Regions from separate parts of the Homo sapiens genome. Here region 2 is linked to region 1. A link is a loop called in an ENCODE intact Hi-C map of the cell type or tissue named here. Cell type or tissue: heart left ventricle. All regions are shown on one strand. Links, peaks and the distances in the headings refer to the core of each region. The heading gives the core; the rest is flanking DNA. Region 1 has its middle 180 kb from the start of LINC01248. Region 2 has its middle 300 kb from the start of LINC01248.

The links. A loop is a pair of places that touch in the nucleus more often than their neighbours do. Peaks named below come from ENCODE experiments on the same cell type or tissue, not always from the same donor. Only the 100,000 strongest peaks of a DNase experiment are listed, where the experiment ranks them.
Region 2: it touches region 1 in a loop (2.2-fold over the local background); 3 of 110 quality-filtered maps call a loop at or near these places.

Annotation. Positions count from the first base shown.
Region 1 is chr2:5,510,789-5,519,572 of GRCh38, forward strand. No RefSeq gene overlaps it. Among named protein-coding and RNA genes, the nearest start is that of LINC01248, 180 kb to the right of the region's middle. In heart left ventricle, for the core only: no CTCF peak of the experiment used is centred there; no DNase peak of the experiment used is centred there.
Region 2 is chr2:5,386,673-5,395,456 of GRCh38, forward strand. No RefSeq gene overlaps it. Among named protein-coding and RNA genes, the nearest start is that of LINC01248, 300 kb to the right of the region's middle. In heart left ventricle, for the core only: no CTCF peak of the experiment used is centred there; DNase peaks (open chromatin) are centred at 3,311 and 4,899.

The DNA.
Region 1 (8,784 bases), core at 176-8,175:
TAGAAGGAAGTGTTCCTCGCCTGTCAACCAAGAAGTGCTGAATTTATAAACATGTCGTGTGTGCATCTTTATCTAGGCCAAAAGTGTTCCCAGATGGCATTGTTTGACTCCGAACCCCGCTCCCCTCTCAGAAGCACAGATGCTTAGAAATGAGGGTCTCTAGTTGCTGCCATCATCACACCACATGGATTCTAATTTACCCTAATCTGCGCCATCCTGATCACACTGAAGGCGCCAGGCTGACACTGCTTCTGAAAGTCTCATCCACTTGAAGCTGTTTTGATGGGTCACTCTCCAGCTTAGAAAAGTTCCACGTCGATTGCTTTACACAGGATGAAGTCTAAATTTGTCAGCCAGCAACTTAAATCCTTTCAAAATGTTCTAAATAAATAATGTTTCAAGTGTCATGTCTACCGCATTCCAGCCAGACTGAAGTGAAAACCCCGAGAAACACCTCCTATTGTAATTCCCTCTATTCCTTACCTCTAACATGTGCCACCACCCCCTCCAGCCCAGCTTCTCCAACCCATATCAAAGCAGTTTTCTGCAGGCTTCTCTTGAATCTGGCCCACAGCATCTTCCTGCGTGCCTGGATCAGCCATGCGTGCTAACGTCCACTTACGTGGCCACAACCTTCACCCATGTCCTTACTGTGATTTCCTCTAGTCTACCCCTTATTCAGTGTCTACTCTCATAACCACCTTATTTAATCCTCACAATATCCTCAGTACCCAGATTAAGATGCCCAGATTTCAGGGATGGTAAAATTGAATCTGAAAAATATTAAATAGTTCGCTCAAAACTATTATGCCAAAGGCCATGTTCTTCCTTCCGAGCAAAGATCTGTGCTAGAGTCTGAGGGTTCTTCCAAAAAGACCGAAATGTGTGATACCTGTACTCAAGTGGTTTATAATGTTGCTGAGATAATAAGATAACTCCTCTATCTGGCAGGGAATGTTCTTCACAGACCAGGGAGGTGGGCTTCACAGCTGAGCACCAGCCCAGATTGTTCCCAACTACAGGCAACGCAGTTGCTTTGGCTTTGAAAATGGGATGACGGCAGTCTGGCAGGTGAGAACTCTTCTCATTGTCTACCAGGTAAAGCAAAATTATAAAATTGAACTTGTATTGCCTGATGTGACCATTTCAAGGTCGTTAGAGGGATTAAGTGACAACAATAAATACAAAATGAACATGAAAACTGTAAGTTTCTGTATTTAAACATATTGTATGTAAACATCCGTTAAACATATTGTACCATTAAATAATGGTACAATATTGTCCGACACCTGAGAATAAAAGTAAAATAAGTAAACACGGAAATAAGCAAGTGGTGCAGATAACTCCACTTATCTGGTGGTGCAGAAATGCCCTGTCATATCTCTGATCATCCCCTCCTGCCCACTCTTCAATCCTATAACATGTGTTCTTTCTGCAGGCCTCAATTTCTTCTGTTCCTCACTTGGCAGTGCTTGTCCCTGGCGCAGCCTTTGCCCCTTGGCTATCCTCTTAGTGTATCTTGCTCTCACCAGCCCCTCTGCTCCGATGTTGGCCCTGAATCACTCTGCTTTTCCCATCCCTGGGATTGCCACCACTGACTTGTCTCCTCCTTCTCCCAGGCCACTGTGCCCTGTAGACAAAGTCCCCAGAGCAAACTGCTAGTTTCACCATGGAATTTGATGTGTGTTGCAGCAGACTTGTGCTCATCAGTCCATTCCGTTCCCCATGGCTGGTGCTTTGCATCTTGTCTTTCTACCCTTTTCCATGTGCTGCAAGCCTGGATTCTCATTCTCTCTATAACCTGAACAGAAGCCTCCAGCTTCAACTTTCTGGAAGCCCTTAATGGAATCCTCAGGAGCTCCTTCAATTTCACCATTTTCCTCCTCAATATTGCCCCATAACCAGCCCAGATTCCCCTTTGCTCCCTAGGAGGAAACGCACCTTTCCCAGGCAATGCCAAGGCCTTCTTCTACACCTCTCACCACTCTGGCTGTAATTTAACAATCCATGAACATCTTTTCTTTTTTCTTCTTTGAGATGGAGTTTTACTCTTGTCACCCAGGCTGGAGTGCAATCACGTGATCTCAGCTCACTTCAACCTCCGCCTCGTGGGTTCAAGCAATTCTCCTGCCTCAGCCTCCCGAGTAGCTGGGATTACAGGCACCCACCACCACGCCCGGCTAATTTTGTATTTTTAGTAGAGACAGGGTTTCTCCATGTTGGCCAGGCTGGTCTCGAACTCCCGACCTCAGGTGATCCACCCACCTCGGCCTCCCAAAGTGCTGGAATTACAGGCGTAAGCTGCCATGCCCAGCCCAATCCATAGATTTCTCTCCTATATGTTTCTATCCATAGCCACTGTCTCTCGCTACTTTGGTTTTTCTCTATTGGTCTCACTTTGTTCTAAGAAATAAAAATAAAATAGTTTCCAAATGGCAGTATTATCCCTCCAAGTACCATCTCATATTTCATCTTCTTTTTATTTCAAAACCTCTGGACACACTTTCTCAGTGTCTTTAAGCACTTTTCCTTTTTTTTTTTTTTTTCCTAATATCTCATTGGCCAGGATCGTGGTGCTAGAGATGTACTAGTGTAGTCTTTTATTCTGAGTAGCAATGAGCTCAGCTTTTCCTGAGGAAGAAGGGGAAATTAGACATTAGGAAGCAACCAGATGTTTCTGTCATACTCTTCCACCACTGATGATATCTCCTCTGTCTCCAGATCTATGACACATTTTCCTCTTCTCTCTTTCGAGGATGTAGTTTAATAGTAGACACACTAAATATACAGGAATTACTTTGATGCAAGGCGGAAAACTAAAATTCATTAAACACAAGTTCTAAGTGCTATGAAAACACAGAAAGACCAGTGAGTTCTGATGCACGCCTGGGTAGGCTGGGATGAAAAGACCATCCATATGGTCTGACTTGGCTCTTCCAGAACAAAACACAGAGAGCAAATGATCATAATCGTGTGGCACCCTGTGAGTAAGTGGACAAGGTTCTTTATGACCAGAGACACCAAGCACAGGAACTCTGGCTTCTCCAAGGCCTGGAGGTGCTGAGGTCTTAACAAATCTGTAGCCCATATAGTACAATGCTTAGAAAACTACTCTAAACTTCCCCTAATGTAACACAACAAAACCTCCTAGGTACTGTTAAGAATTTGGAAGCAGTCCATCCGTTTTCAGACTAGGAATTAATTCTTACTAAGAAGTCTCCTCCTATGATATCCAGAAGGACACAGACACATATAACAGTGGCTTACGATTTGAGGGGACAAAATTTTACATCAGTATTATCATTTTAGACATGATGACTGAAGATACATGCATTTGGGAATCTTACAATTACCCAGTATGATGTATGATCTGAGGACTGGAGATCATGAATAAGTTGACCAAGACAGAAGCTTTGTGATGGAGGAAGCATTGAAACTCAGATGGTTTTGTGTTAAGTGGATGTTTTTCTACTCTGTCGCTAGGCTAGGTGCATGAAACGGCTGGGTGTGTGGGCTTTCAGATGGCATTTTTGGTGCTACCTCTACCAGAAAGCAAATCCAGAAATGCAGCAAGGATCAGATCTTCCAGGCCATGTAATGACATTGGCTTTAGCTGTGGCTGCTGTCCTGAGAGAAGCCTGTAAGCAGGGTGAGGGTATGGAGGGAGATCAGTTAACAGACAAACAAAATAATCCGGGAGAAAGATGATACTGCCCTGAACAATGGAGATAGTAATAGAATTTTAAGACGTTATCAGACTCCAGTTATATTTGAAGGTCGAACAAGCGGAATTTTCTGAATGAATGGATATATGGTAAGAGAAAAAAAAAAGACAGCAAGGGTAATCCCAAGGTTCTTGGCCTGAACAACTGCAGAGATGTTGTTTTTTACTGAGAATGGACAATTGTGAAGGAAAAAAAATAGTTTTGGATGTGTCATCTTTAAGATTCCTAACAGAGCAAAAAGGGAAAGATCCAATTAGAAATTGTATATACCAGCCTTGAGGTCAGGAAAGAAGTCTGACCTAGAGATGTGAATTTGAGTCATCACAACATGAAAGGTATTTATTTTAATTATTATTATTATTAGTTTTTGATGGAGTCTTGCTCTGTCACCAGGCTGGAGTGCAGTGGTGCGATCTTGGTTCACTGCAACCTCCGACTCCTGGGTTCAAGCCGTTCTCCTTCCTCAGCCTCCCGAGTAGCTGGGATTACAGGCACATGCCACCATGCCTGGCTAATTTTTGCCTTTTTAGTAGAGCCAGGGTTTCACCATGTTGGCCAGGATGGTCTTGATCTCCTGACCTTGTGATCCACCTGCCTCAGCCTCCCAAAGTGCTGGGATTACAGGTGTGAGCCACTGCGCCTGGCCACAACATGGAAGATATTTAAGTATTTAAGGTTCAATGAGATTTCCTAGAGATAAATGTAGAAAGAAGCAAGAGAAAAATCTAAGGCCCAAGCCCTATCTTTTTAGACAGTTAGATGTAGAGGAAGATCATGAGAAGTGGGCACAGTAGACTGGGAAGATATGGCTAGTGACCACAAGGAAAACCAGGAGTGTGGGGTGTTCAGAAAGACAGGGGAAGAAAGCGTCTCAGACAGGAGCAAACAACAGACTGTGTTGAATGCTGCTGGGAGATCAAATAAGATAAAGATGGGAAAATGGCCACCAGATTTAGCAATAAAGAGGACATTGATGACTTCAAGAAAAACCACTTCCTTGGAGTGGTGAGAACAGAAGCCTGATTTCAGAGATGTAAGATGGAATGGAATGAGAGGCAGTGCACACAGAGATGTAAACAGAATGTGAGGATTTTGGTGTTAAAAGTGAAGGAAGAAATGAAGCGGTAGCTGGAAGGGATGTGGAGTCAAGGTATAAAGAAATAAATCTTTTTTTTTTTTGATGAGAGAAATTACAGCATATTTGCACATGGATGGCATGATAATTGGAGAGAAAAATTGATGATTTTGTAAAAATATAGTGATGCCCATGATTAGACCAAAAGAGAAGGGATCTAATTCTGAAGAAGATAGCCCTAGACAGGAACATCGGGAAGTCATTTATAAGAGTAGGAGCTAAGGCAATTACGTGGTTTCATTGATGTGTATTGTAAGGATAGGAAATCCTCCTCTGATTGCTTCTATTTTTCTCAAGGATGTAGAAGGCAAGGCCATTAGCTGAGATTGAGGATAAAGGAGGTGGTACTGGTGGTTTGATGTGAAGGAGAAATAAGCTACTTATCCAGGAAAAGCAAAAATTAAGGAATCAGAAATACCCAAGGGTTGCTAGAAAGCACTGACAGCCTCAACGTGATGGTCATAATTGTTTTTTAATTTTTGAGACAGGGTCTCCTTCTGTCACCCAGGCTGGAGTACAGTGGCTCCATCAGGGCTCACTGCAGCTTCAATCTCCTGTGTTCAAGCAATTCTCCCATCTCTACCTGCCAAATAGTTTGGGATTACAGTTGTGTGCTATTATGCCGATATTATGCCCCAATTTTTTTTTTATAGACAGGGTCTCACTATGTTGCCCAGGCTGGCCTTGAACTCCTGAGCTCAAGTGATCTGTCCACCTCAATTTCTCAAAATGCTGGGGCTACAGGTGTGAGCCACTATGCCCAGCCCAAACATTTAGAAAGATCAGTCAGTATGCTTTTGAATTTCTCTACATCCAAGTTCAGCTTTTTGAGTATAAAGATAGAACAGGTAGAAACTTAGACTAGCGTTTTCATGAGCACCTCAGATGGCAAGAGAGAAGCAAGAGAGGGCTTATGTTGACTATAGAGTCTAATATGGAATCGGGAGGAAGTGAGAACCTGAGAAAGATGAGGGTCAGATAAAATGCAGTAGGAAGAGTTGATGGTCTATTCTGTTCATGTTAAATAATGGTTGGATTGCAGGAACTTGAGTAAGTGTGCAGAAGATATAGGAAATTAAGGGCATAGAATGGAATGCTTGAAACTGTGATAATGGAGGGACATAGTCAATGGTAATGACAAGTCCCAAAATGTGACCTTGAGAATGGGAGTCTGAAGTGGGAGGGAGTGCAAGATAATTGGAGCAGAGGATGCCAAAGAACTTAGACAGGGTAATGAAAAGGTCATCTCTGTAGTCAGTGCAGTTTCCAAGAATTATGGCAGAAGTAGTCCTGGAGGGAGGAGCAGGGAGCCAGGAGCCACAACTAGGAAAAGAGAATCTTCTGAGTGTTGGTAGATACTGCAAAAAGCAAAGATAGTGGTGGTGGGTATAAGCATCAGAGGTGGAAGGGGTTAGAGTGGAGAACCGGATACTCTGGAAATGGCAGTAAAAAGCAATGAATACATTGATCTCACCCCAAGGTCCAGCTGTGCAAAGATGTTGGAGAGAAAACAACCACTTTGAGATGACTGTGGGCATTGGGGGAAGGTAGTTGTAGACAAAGTTTGAAAACAATATTCAATATTCAAGGGAAAGTTTGAAGGTGTGGGCATTCTGTTCATGATAGACTTTAGTCTCAGGAGGTAGAGAAGGAATAAGGGAAGGATTTGATAGCTGAGGAAGCATGAGGGATGAAGTCACTTTAGAGGTGCACAGAGCTGTACAGCCCGTGTATCTTGGCCTTATGTTCATTTTTTTTTTTTTTTTTTTGAGACAGAGTCTCACTCTGTCACCCAGGCTGGAGTGCAGTGGTGCCATCTTGGCTCACTGCAACCTCCGCCTCCTGGATTCAAGCTATTCTTCTGCCTCAGCCTCCCAAGTAGCAGGGACTACAGGCGCAGGCCAACAAGGCCAACTAATTTTTGTGTTTTTAGTAGAGACAGAGTTTCACCATATTGGCCAGGCTGGTCTTGAACTCCTGACCTTGTGATTCACCCACCTCAGCCTCCCAAAATGCTGGGATTACAGGCGTGAGCCACCACACCTGGCCTTATGTTCATTTTTTACTTTTGGAGGTAACTAATATAAATAGATGAAGGGTACAATGGGATTAGTCCTGATGGTGTTTGAGACTTGCAATCTTTCCTGCTCTGGTGATATGGAAGTAGAGACAAAGACAGTGTTACCTGAAACAGACCAATCTCTAGGGCCCACTACCCTCTCTTGACAATGGAGGGTTTTTTTTTTTTTTAATTTTTTTTAATTTTTTATTTTTTATTTTTTTATTTTTTATTTTTTTTGAGATGGAGTCTTGCTCTGTCGCCCAGGCTGGGGTGCAGTGGCGTGATCTTGGCTCACTGCAAGCTCCACCTCCCTGGTTCACTCTATTCTCCTGACTTAGCCTCCCGAGTAGCTGGGACTACAGGCGCCCACCACCATGCCTGGCTAATTTGTTGTATTTTTTAGTAGAGACGGGATTTCACTGTGTTAGCCAGGATGGTCTTGATCTCCTGACCTCATGATCCGCCCGCCTCGGCCTCCCAAAGTGCTGGGATTACAGGCGTGAGTCACCGCGCCCGGCTGACAATGGAGGTTTTAAATCACAGGGTTACCAGAGAACATAGAGAGTGAAAAATATCCATTGATTACTGAAAATGAAAACATTGAAACCAAAATAAGTGCTACTCAGCTCAAAGAGTAAGTATCCCCCTACCAAAGAGGAAAAGAAAAAGATGTTTAAAAATAAACAAAAAAAATTAGATAGTATATTACCCATGAGATGAGAACTAGATGCAGGTGAGCACTAAAAATCTCTGCTATTGTAGATCTATAGAAAATGTAAAGAATCGGCCAGGCATGATGGCTCATGCCTATAATCCTAGCACTTTGAGAGGCCAAGGTGGGTGGATCACCTGAGGTCAGGAGTTCCAGACCAGCCTGGTCAACATGGTGAAACGCTGTTTCTACTAAAAATACAAAAATTAGCCAGGTATGGTGGCTTGCACCTGTAATCCCAACTACTCAGGAGGCTGAGGCAAGAGAATCTGCTTGAACCTGGGAGTCGGTTGTTGCAGTGAGCCGAGATTGTGTCATTGCACTCCAGCCTGGGCAACAAGAGAGAAAGTCCATCTCAAAAAAAAAAAAAAAAAAAGAAAAAAGAAAAAGAAAAAGAGGACAGTAGGAAAAATAATAATAATAACCAAAGTTAATATTATCAAAAAAACAAAAATAGAAAAAGTAAGTTTAAATGTTTATAAATTATTTATTCCTTATTAAGAATAATAAAACAGATAAATTCCTTTTGTCTGAGTTGGAAAAAAAGAGCAAAAGGAGAAAGAGATTAGGAATAGCAAAGGAAACATGTAAGTCCTAGAATAGATTAATAGAATTGTAAGAAAACACAGCACGCAACCCTATGGCAATAAACATGTAACTCTAGAGAAAAGGTATACATTTCTAGGAAAACATAAATTAACAAAACTGAATTAAGAAGTGGAAATTTGAACAGACCAATTGCCATAGAAAGATTGGGAAGATAATAAAAATATGCATTGACAATGTCATCATAGAAATTAAACCAAGTGTATGTAAATTATTAGAGAATTTTGAGAATAGTAGTGATGCGATCTAACACATTTTGAAAGGTGTTATGAAGGAAGACACTGCAGAGAAACAAGAGAAAGAGCAGGTAGATTGGTTAAGAGGTGACTTTATGACTGCAGGCTAGATGGTGTTGGAGGCCTGCCAGGAGCAGGGAGGTGGTGAGATGTGCTCAGGTTTTGCAGATAGACTGATTGAAGGTGCAGGAATGGAAGAGGGTCTAGGTTTTGGGCTAGAGCAAAAGGAAGAGTAGCATTATTATCATTTGTGTTGTTTGCTAGGACTGCCATGACAAAGTCCTGTCTATGGGCAGCTTTAACAGCAG
Region 2 (8,784 bases), core at 443-8,442, 120 kb before region 1:
ATATCTAATGCTTGAAGACTGCTGTGTCTGTATTTCCTTCTGATTGTAAAAAAGTAGTTCAAAAACATCGATGAACAACAGAAAAAAGGTATTATTAAAATCTCTACAGGTCTAAGTTAAGAAGTGACATGATTAGTTATGAGCACTGACCTGGTTCACACGACTAAGGAGTTAGAGGAAGACATTTTATAATCATTAAATTCTATTATATACCAACATTAATATCTTAGTCCCTAATTGGTAAATGCTGGAAATAAATACTTCTTTTCTGACCCTCCCCCAAAAACAGAAATCGTCATTTCGTTCTCAGACTGGTAGTTCTTAACAAGAAACCAAGACTACACTACACAACAAGAATGATGGTTTTTCTGGCAATGTGAGTTTATAATAAAAGAAAGCTTAGAAAAAAAGTCAGGCCTGCATGCTTCAGAACACAAAAATCTGGTTAACGTTGGTTGACACAGAGAAATTATCTAACAAGGATTCCCTGGAGAACATTTATAATAGAACCATGGTAAGTGAGATCTTTTCAGGACCTTTTAGATACCAAATACACAAATTAAAATTATTGTAGGATTCTGTAACGCTAGGAACCTTTTTTTTTTTAAGTGCTTGAAGAAGGTTGGTTGGGAGAAAAGTATACACAATTTTTCTAACTGGGGGCTACTTCCTTAAGAGTCACCGTTCATATGGCATTTCATTATCTTAGTATATCCTGGTGTGTGTTCCAAGTTTTGATCCGATAATGACTTTGCATCAATTATCATGCAAATTCCATGAACTGAAATGTACAAAGCACAAGTAGGCCCTGCACAAAGCTGGCTGTGTCAAATGGTTTGCATAAATGCTTAGTGTCATTAGCAGGGTCTCTCCCTCTTCCTGATCCATTCCCAGAACCCCTATTCCTTTTAAATCTTCTTTTAAAGTGATCTCATCCTGATCTAATGATGCTGATTCACAGACAGGATGAGGTAATGCACTTAAGATAATGCATCATCGTGGTGGCTCACACAAGTGTAAATATTAAGTAGGGTTTCAGTACAGCATTTACTTTTACTGTAACATGAAACTGCAAACTAATATTACAGTGCAGTAGCCAGCACAATGCCACACTGATAAGGTTGTGCACAGCATGAAGAAATATAAGATATGATGTCGTTTCCTCTTCCATACTACAGGATGTCACCTAGTTTTACAGCTTTCTCGTCAAGAAAAAAAGGAAAATCACATTTTTACGTAGTAACTTAAACTTTTTTAGTTATAAAAACAATGTGTCAATCTGCATGATCCAGACAATTTTGTTGTTAGTTGTTCATCCTTATAAGCAAAAAAGGTTTGAGTTTGTGAATAAATATATATTAGAAGTACTTTTGAAACATATGACTATAGAATGAATTGTGAAACTAAACTTGGCAGTAGAAGCCAGACACTTAGAGAAGCCAAATGGTGGTCTTTACACTTGCATTAAGACTGTGTTGTGTATATTCATCTAGCAAATCTTTATTATCACTACAATTTTATGTACACATATATGTGTATATATACACACATGTGCATGTAAATACATGTGTATATATGTATAAAGACATATACATGTGTGTATTTATACTCAATGTGCCTTCTTAAAATATATAAATATGGATTGTAATGGAAAGAAGAGAAAATCCAGGCAAATGGACAAGATCATGAACTTGGACATTAAAGCTGGAAGGTGCCTGAGAAGTTACCTTGTCTAGCATCCTTGTTTCATGGGTGATGGCATTTGGACATAGGGATGATAAATGAAGGGCAGATTCATTCATCTGTTCCATGCACCTACAGATACTAGTTGTAGAGGCACCATTAGTGATATGGTGATGCATGCATATGGCGGCGTTCTTCTCTTCAAACAGCTTTCATCATAGTACAAAACACAAGTGTGTAAACTACCAATTAAACAAGAGACAAAAAGAGTAAGTGAAGTCAGTAAAGTGCCATGGGACAACAGGGAAAAGGGCAATTAACTTCAAATGGGACAGAGACAGAAGGTGGCAGTCAAGGTCAGCTGTAACTTAGAACCTGAGTGGAATGCCAATACAAGAAGGTATGAAAGAAAACACGTATAGACAGAGGTGACAACACTAACAAACAGAGAGAGAAGTGATGGAGTTGGCACATTCAATAGTTCTGATGGAGTGGGGGTCTTGTAGGCAGATAGGTAAAGTGACCCAGTCTGATAGGTGAGGACACATGGGATCGTGAAGCTCTTGCTAATGAGCATGATGAGGAAGATTTTTCGGAGCACAGCAACATAGTCTACCATGCATTTGGAAGCTACTTAATGGCCAACTGATAATTAAAACAGAGATCTCATTCCAAAGTTTTCTTTTACCCTATCATGCTAAATTAAAGCTGTGTAGATTGAAATAGATGCTATGGATACATTTTTTTTTCTTTTCCATGAATTTTTGCTTAATAAAATGGCTTTATCCATAAGACAGACAAACAAAAAGCAACATGTATCTAGCTCACTATTGTTACAAAGAGAAACAAATTGATAAGGATACGTGGTATATTATGGCACCTTCTAGTTTGCAAAGCTGGCTCATACCTTCCATTTTATTTGACCTTCACATTTTCTCTGGGAGTAAAACAAGTATTATTATCTCAATTTTGCGGGTGAACAAATTCAGCCTCAAAGACTTTTCTGGTGCATTAAATAGTAGATCTGGGACCTGTACCCAGGTTTTCTAATATCCAAGGATTAATGCCCTTGTCTTCTAAGACCCAGGGACTAATGACCAAGTTTTCTAATACCCAGAGACTAATGGCCAGGTATTCTACAGCAAGTCTGGTGATTTTATACCGCTTCTTAAAATTTATCTTTTCTTTTCTTTTTTTCTTTTTTTTTTTTTTTTTTTTGCATAAACATGCTTCTAAAAGAATACATTGAAGTTGGAAATAAAACTGTGTATTCAGAGCCAGAGTCTTTACTCTAGACCATGGATCTGAGAAGATCCTACCTCCCTGTGTAAACAGACTCATTCACTGCCTCCCCTCCCTGCACCCCTGGCAGCCCGGCATTCAGCCTGTGCTGCAATTGCTCTTTCAACAGATAAAGGCTTCTTGAGTAGTCAGATTTGGTGGCCTTTTCCCTGTTCTCATCCCCTCTGGTCTCTGAAGGAGACAAGAACCATTCATTTCCTTTTCTTGAGGCTGGTTCCCCTTCTTGGCTTCTAAGGCACCGAGTTCCCTGCTCCTGTTCCCACTTCTGACTTCTCTCCATGCCCTGTGGTTGCCCTTGGAGGTAACGCCAACTTCTGATGGGGGCCTGCCAGCAAGTTTGACCTTCCTCAGGGAAGACTCTCTCTCGTAGTGTGAAAAATCTCCCTGGCTAACTCGTCATTTCATTCATTCATTCATGCATTCATTTATTCAGTGCCTATTAATTTCCACATAAATAGCTTCTCTGCAAATTTCTGCGTTGACCGGGAATGAATACGGAAATACAACATTGTTTTTATAAGAATAGACAAAGCTTCCCTTGACAACTTCTAAAAACAAACAAACCAGAAAACAAACGAACGAAAACCTCCATGGTTATATTTGAAAGCTTCTAAAATACATTAAAATTAAGTATTTAAAAATATGTATAAAATTCTTATTTATTCTATATCATCTAAGACATCCTGTTCAAAAATGACAATGATCCTCTTACACCTCACAGTCTCTTACTCTCTTCTTCCATAGCCGTTCCCGACATTTAATATGGTATGCATTACTTCTTTGTATAATTGTGCTGTTTGTCCCCCTTTACTGGAATAAAAACTTCAGGAGGAAGGGGATTTTCATCTGTTTTAAGCATTGTTATATTAGCAGGGTATCTACAATATGCCTAGCACATTAAGTATTCTCAATAAATATTTGCTGGTTGGAAGAGGACATCAGCTTTGGGAGTATCCATCCAGTGGAATTTTCCACTCTCAAGAAGATTGATCAGTTTCATGAAATAATCTTCACTGACCTCACCTATTATTTAAGGAACCTGATGCGATAGAGGTTTATGAGAATAGATCTTGGCTTAAGCACCAGGTTGTGGTTAGGGATCTCTGTAATGTTGAGAGCAGAAATGGTACAATGGGATCTGGGAATCTCTCACATCTTCATAATCATTCTTTGAAATGATAAAAGCAAACCTAACCCAAATTGTGTTTGCTTTTCCCCTAAGTCAAATCCACATCAAGACATATTGTGATGATTTCTCACAATAAATGCCTCACAAGTCTCTACAGCTGATAAAATGTCAGGGAGTATTTCCTTCTCTTCGCCAGCTTCTGGTGTTGGGTTGGGTCTTTAATCATTCAAGGGGAACACTACGTTGACTGTTGACTGTTGTTCTATGTTGTGAAGTATTACAGTGTGTGTGTGTGTGTGTTTGCGTATGTGTGTGTGTGTTTAAAAAAGAACCTATTTGTACACAGTTTCCTGAAGGAGTAGCTGAGTTGTGGGAAATAAAAACTCCACATAACTGTACAAGGGAACTCACATGGCTTTGGAAGCAGAATAATAAAAACAAAGTACTGGAAGCTATTTCTTCAGATGGGCATGTATACATTAAGCAGAGTAGCGTTGTCTGTATAGATATAATATCTTTGTAAGAGAATTCTAAATGATCACCATTTGATGTAGGGGTACACAAACCTAGAAGTCTGATTCAATCATAGAGTTGTAGAAAAATACGATTCCTGATGAACTGTTGCTTTTTTAAAAAGCGGTCTACAAATCAGAGATGATGGTACCTTTCTCACAAGAACTCTCAGTGTTCAACAGCTGGTCTTCTGCTGTTGCTGTCCTGGTGCCAATGAACTGTCAGAAGCAGAGTGAGTGGTAGCCAAGGTCCCTGGATCAGGGAGAAGGAGAGCAGCACGGGCTGCTGGCAGCTGGCCAGCCTCGATACTCACTGGCTCACCAAAGGAAGAGCCCTGCTTGATTTATGAAGGTGTTGCTGTAACCTGATGACCTGAAGACACCAGCAAGCTTCTCCTCCACTTCAACTCCACAGTTACTGTGGAAAAGAACCCCTTAGGAGAACGGTCAGCCTTTTCTATGACATTACAGAGACGTAATGTCTGGGTCTTCCATGAGTATTAATGCATGCTTCACCTTATTGGAAAACAAGAATGAATGAGCTGACTACAGCACTGCAGGCAAGTTTAGGAAAAGCACTGACTGAGAAAGGAAGAGCATCCCCATGTAGATACAGAAAAAGTGAATAATGGTATAGAACTTTCCAAGAAGAAGCCAAAGAGATGACCGTAGCACTACTAAAAATAAAATATTGTACTCAGTAATTTTCACATAGTTCGATATATATGTTTTTCTTAAACTCCATTTCAGAGATACTATGAATTAAATCACAAATGCTCGTAATAGGAAAAAATAACATTTTAAGGAAACCATTCTCCCATGTTTTTCTTAATAGACATACCACTGTGGAAGAATTCAGGCTTCTGAATTTTGGTTAGAAAGACCCATCCTCCTATTGTCCTTGTCCCACTATCCATTGAAAACAGAAGAAAATGACAGTTCGCCTGAGGCTCTAAACTGGACCCTAACCACAATCTTCCTTTTCTCAGTTTATTTATATATTTTTATCTTTTTGCACAAAGAGGAAAAGTTTAAAGAGATAAATGGAGAAGAAATGAGAGAACTGTCAGAACGAGAATGCAGTGTTCATTCCCTTCAGTTAGAGACCGGGGCTGAGCTTCTCTCTGGGCACTATTGTGAGAGTGGCAGGGCCAAGGATCACCAGTGTCTGAACCCAGCCCTCCCCTCACCAGTTCTCTTTGAGCGACACATTAGAAATGAGAATTGTTGAAATGAATTGTCATCCAATGTTGGATGACAGTGCTTGGCTCAGAGCTAGAGTTGCAAATGAGAACTTGGTCATCTCCAACCATGAGTCTAAGGAAGCCATGGACATAGAAGAACTTAGTCCATCTTATCAATGTATTTGCAGTAAAAATCAGACAGAATAGTTCTCACCCAACTTGGTCCTCAGGCAAAATATTCAATTTTCTAGCATGTGTGCATTGAACTGGAACAGAAAGGAGGTCGTGAGGTCTGAGCTGAGTGAATAAGGCAGGAGAGCCTATTGGAGATGATGTCAAAAAGATCAGGGTAGGAGGTGATGAGATCATGCAGAATTTTATAGCTTTTTTCGTGACTGTGAGTCAGAAGCCACTGGAGGAAGAGGAGTGATGCAATCTGAGTCAGGTTTTGAAAGGATCCCTCCAGCTTCCATATTGAGACTTGACATAAGGCAGATAAGGACAGAAGTGTGGAGGCATTTAGAAGGCTATTCCAATAACCCGGGTGAGAAAAAGTGATGGCGTGGAGCACTAGTTCTATTTCCACTCTTTTATAGCTTGTCTACAGCAATTTCAGTGGCTTCCTATGTTTTGCCTTGCATAGTTTTTGCCCCTCTCTCCTTTCTTTTTCTAATAACCACTCTTTTTATCTATTCTTTTGGTTACCCTAGCCAGTCTTGATCCAAGATAGAACTTTTCCTCTTGTACTTCTTATCTATATATTCTCTGTTAATTATACGGCGCATTTGCTTACAAAAACCAGCCTCCATTCATTTCCAGTAAGTATCAATATTTGGCAGACCACATATACATATCATTACTTCCTAGAGATGAGACTTCCTCTAAAAGTTGAAATATATAAATATACAGAAATTCTAATTTGATATAGGGATTTATACATAAAGGTAGAGATATCAACCTTAAATGTTAGTCCTTTTTAATATCAAAAAAACAGTTAAAGTTCTTCTAAGTATGAAAATTGTATTTCTTGTGCTTACATACATTTCCTCCTCCAAGCCACTTAACTTATTCTGGGTCTTTCTTTATTCATTTATTCATTCACTTACTTAATACGCATATTTAGCATGGATTATGTCCCAGACACTATGCTAAATTTAAAAGATCAAAGATGAATAGATTCATCCCATGCCCTCAAGGAGTTTTCAGACAAATGAGGGAGAAGAACACACTTTAAAATTGCAAACCTTTGCAGAAGTGCAGAAATGGAGAAATGCATACGATGTGTTTGAACAGGTGTATTCAGGAGATTCCTCAGATAAAGCAGAAATGGCCTAGAGACAAAGAGGAGGGATTATGTATTATGTATTGTATGTAGCCCAAACTAGCCTATTTATTGAATGTCTTCAAACTTGTGAAAATTGACTTTAAAATTACCAGATTGTGCCTATCACAGTCTTGACAAAATACAGCCAAAATTGTTCGCTGAGGCCTTTAGATGAATTTCTTTCTATACATAGAATTTCTGAACCTCCTGAAGCTGAACATATCCTGGCTAACATTACCAAATAAGCAACATAGGTGGAAACAATGTTTTCCTTTTAATCAAAAAATATTTGCTACCTTTACCTCTTCTCAATATTACTTCTAAACCTTCGCTGTTCCTGCCAAAAGGAAAAAGAATACAAATTCGTTTACATTCCAAACAAGCTCATGACTCACTCTCAAATTGTAAACCTGATTTCTTTCAAGACCCGCCACTTCCATCAGGTAAAGAAACCAAAATCCTTCGTATTGTAACGGAGTGTAAAGTAAAACATGAGAAGGGCATATAGTTAGTCCAGGTTGCAAATGTAACTTGATACTCTGTTCTAATATCCAATAATTCACTGGAGTCCCAAGCTAATGAAATTATAGCTCTATCACTTGAAGTCAGCCACTCACTTAACATTCGAGCCAACAACAACATTCTTGGCAAAGAAAGAGTGAAGACCTTAGCTCCAGTTTCAGAGTTAATAGGACTGCCAATCCGGGAGTATCTCACTTAGTCCACCCTCTCTTTATGAAGAAGATCCAACACAGAAGCATAGGCTTTATTTTCAAAAGACCCCACCTATTGATCACTCATAAGTGAGAGTTGAACAATGAGAACACACGGACACAGGGAGGGGAACATCACACACTGGGGCCTGTTTGAGGGTCGGGGGGTAGGGTAGGGATAGTAGGTGATGGGTTGATGGGTGCAGCAAACCACTATGGCACGTGTATAACTATGTAACAAAACTGCACATTCTGCACATGTACCCCAGAACTTAAAGTATAATAAAAAAAAGACAATATATTTTTATTCTAGCTGCTGACCTCTTGTTTACAGGGTAGCCCAGCTGTCCCCAAACTCCTGAGTTTATGGATCCTGAGTAATGACAACCAACCTGTTTACACCTGACATCCCTGAAAAGAACCTTCACTGGCTCAGTGGTGGTATCTCAGTCCTTCTTCTGTCTCCTGGTTTCTGGCCCTAGAGCTGAAGGTGGCCGCAGTCTCACATGCAGTGTGACTTGATGCCAACTTCTCTGCCATCCCCTAGATCCAGTCATTGGTACTAACCTGTCTTATCTTTTGAGTGGCGTGTTGCACATTTCACCCTAATTAGGCTGCCTGAGTTAACATCCTGTCTATGGCATCCTGGGTGTCATCTCAACCTTCAGTCTTGGCCACCAATCACCAATGCATTCACCCTCCCGATACTCCCTTTCACTGTATTTAGATCAACAGTATTGCAGAGCCTGCGTTTGGATTATGTATAAGATGTCATCAAAGCTGCTTTGGTTGGTGAGGAGCTCCATAATCACCTGCTGTAGAAGCACATGTGCTAGGGTCAAAGGTGGAGGTGGAGGAAGGAGTCTCACCATCACGTTGTTTGCAACCCCATGAAATGGTTTTTCCAGCCAGCCATCTTAAGGCAGGTTCCTGGCTG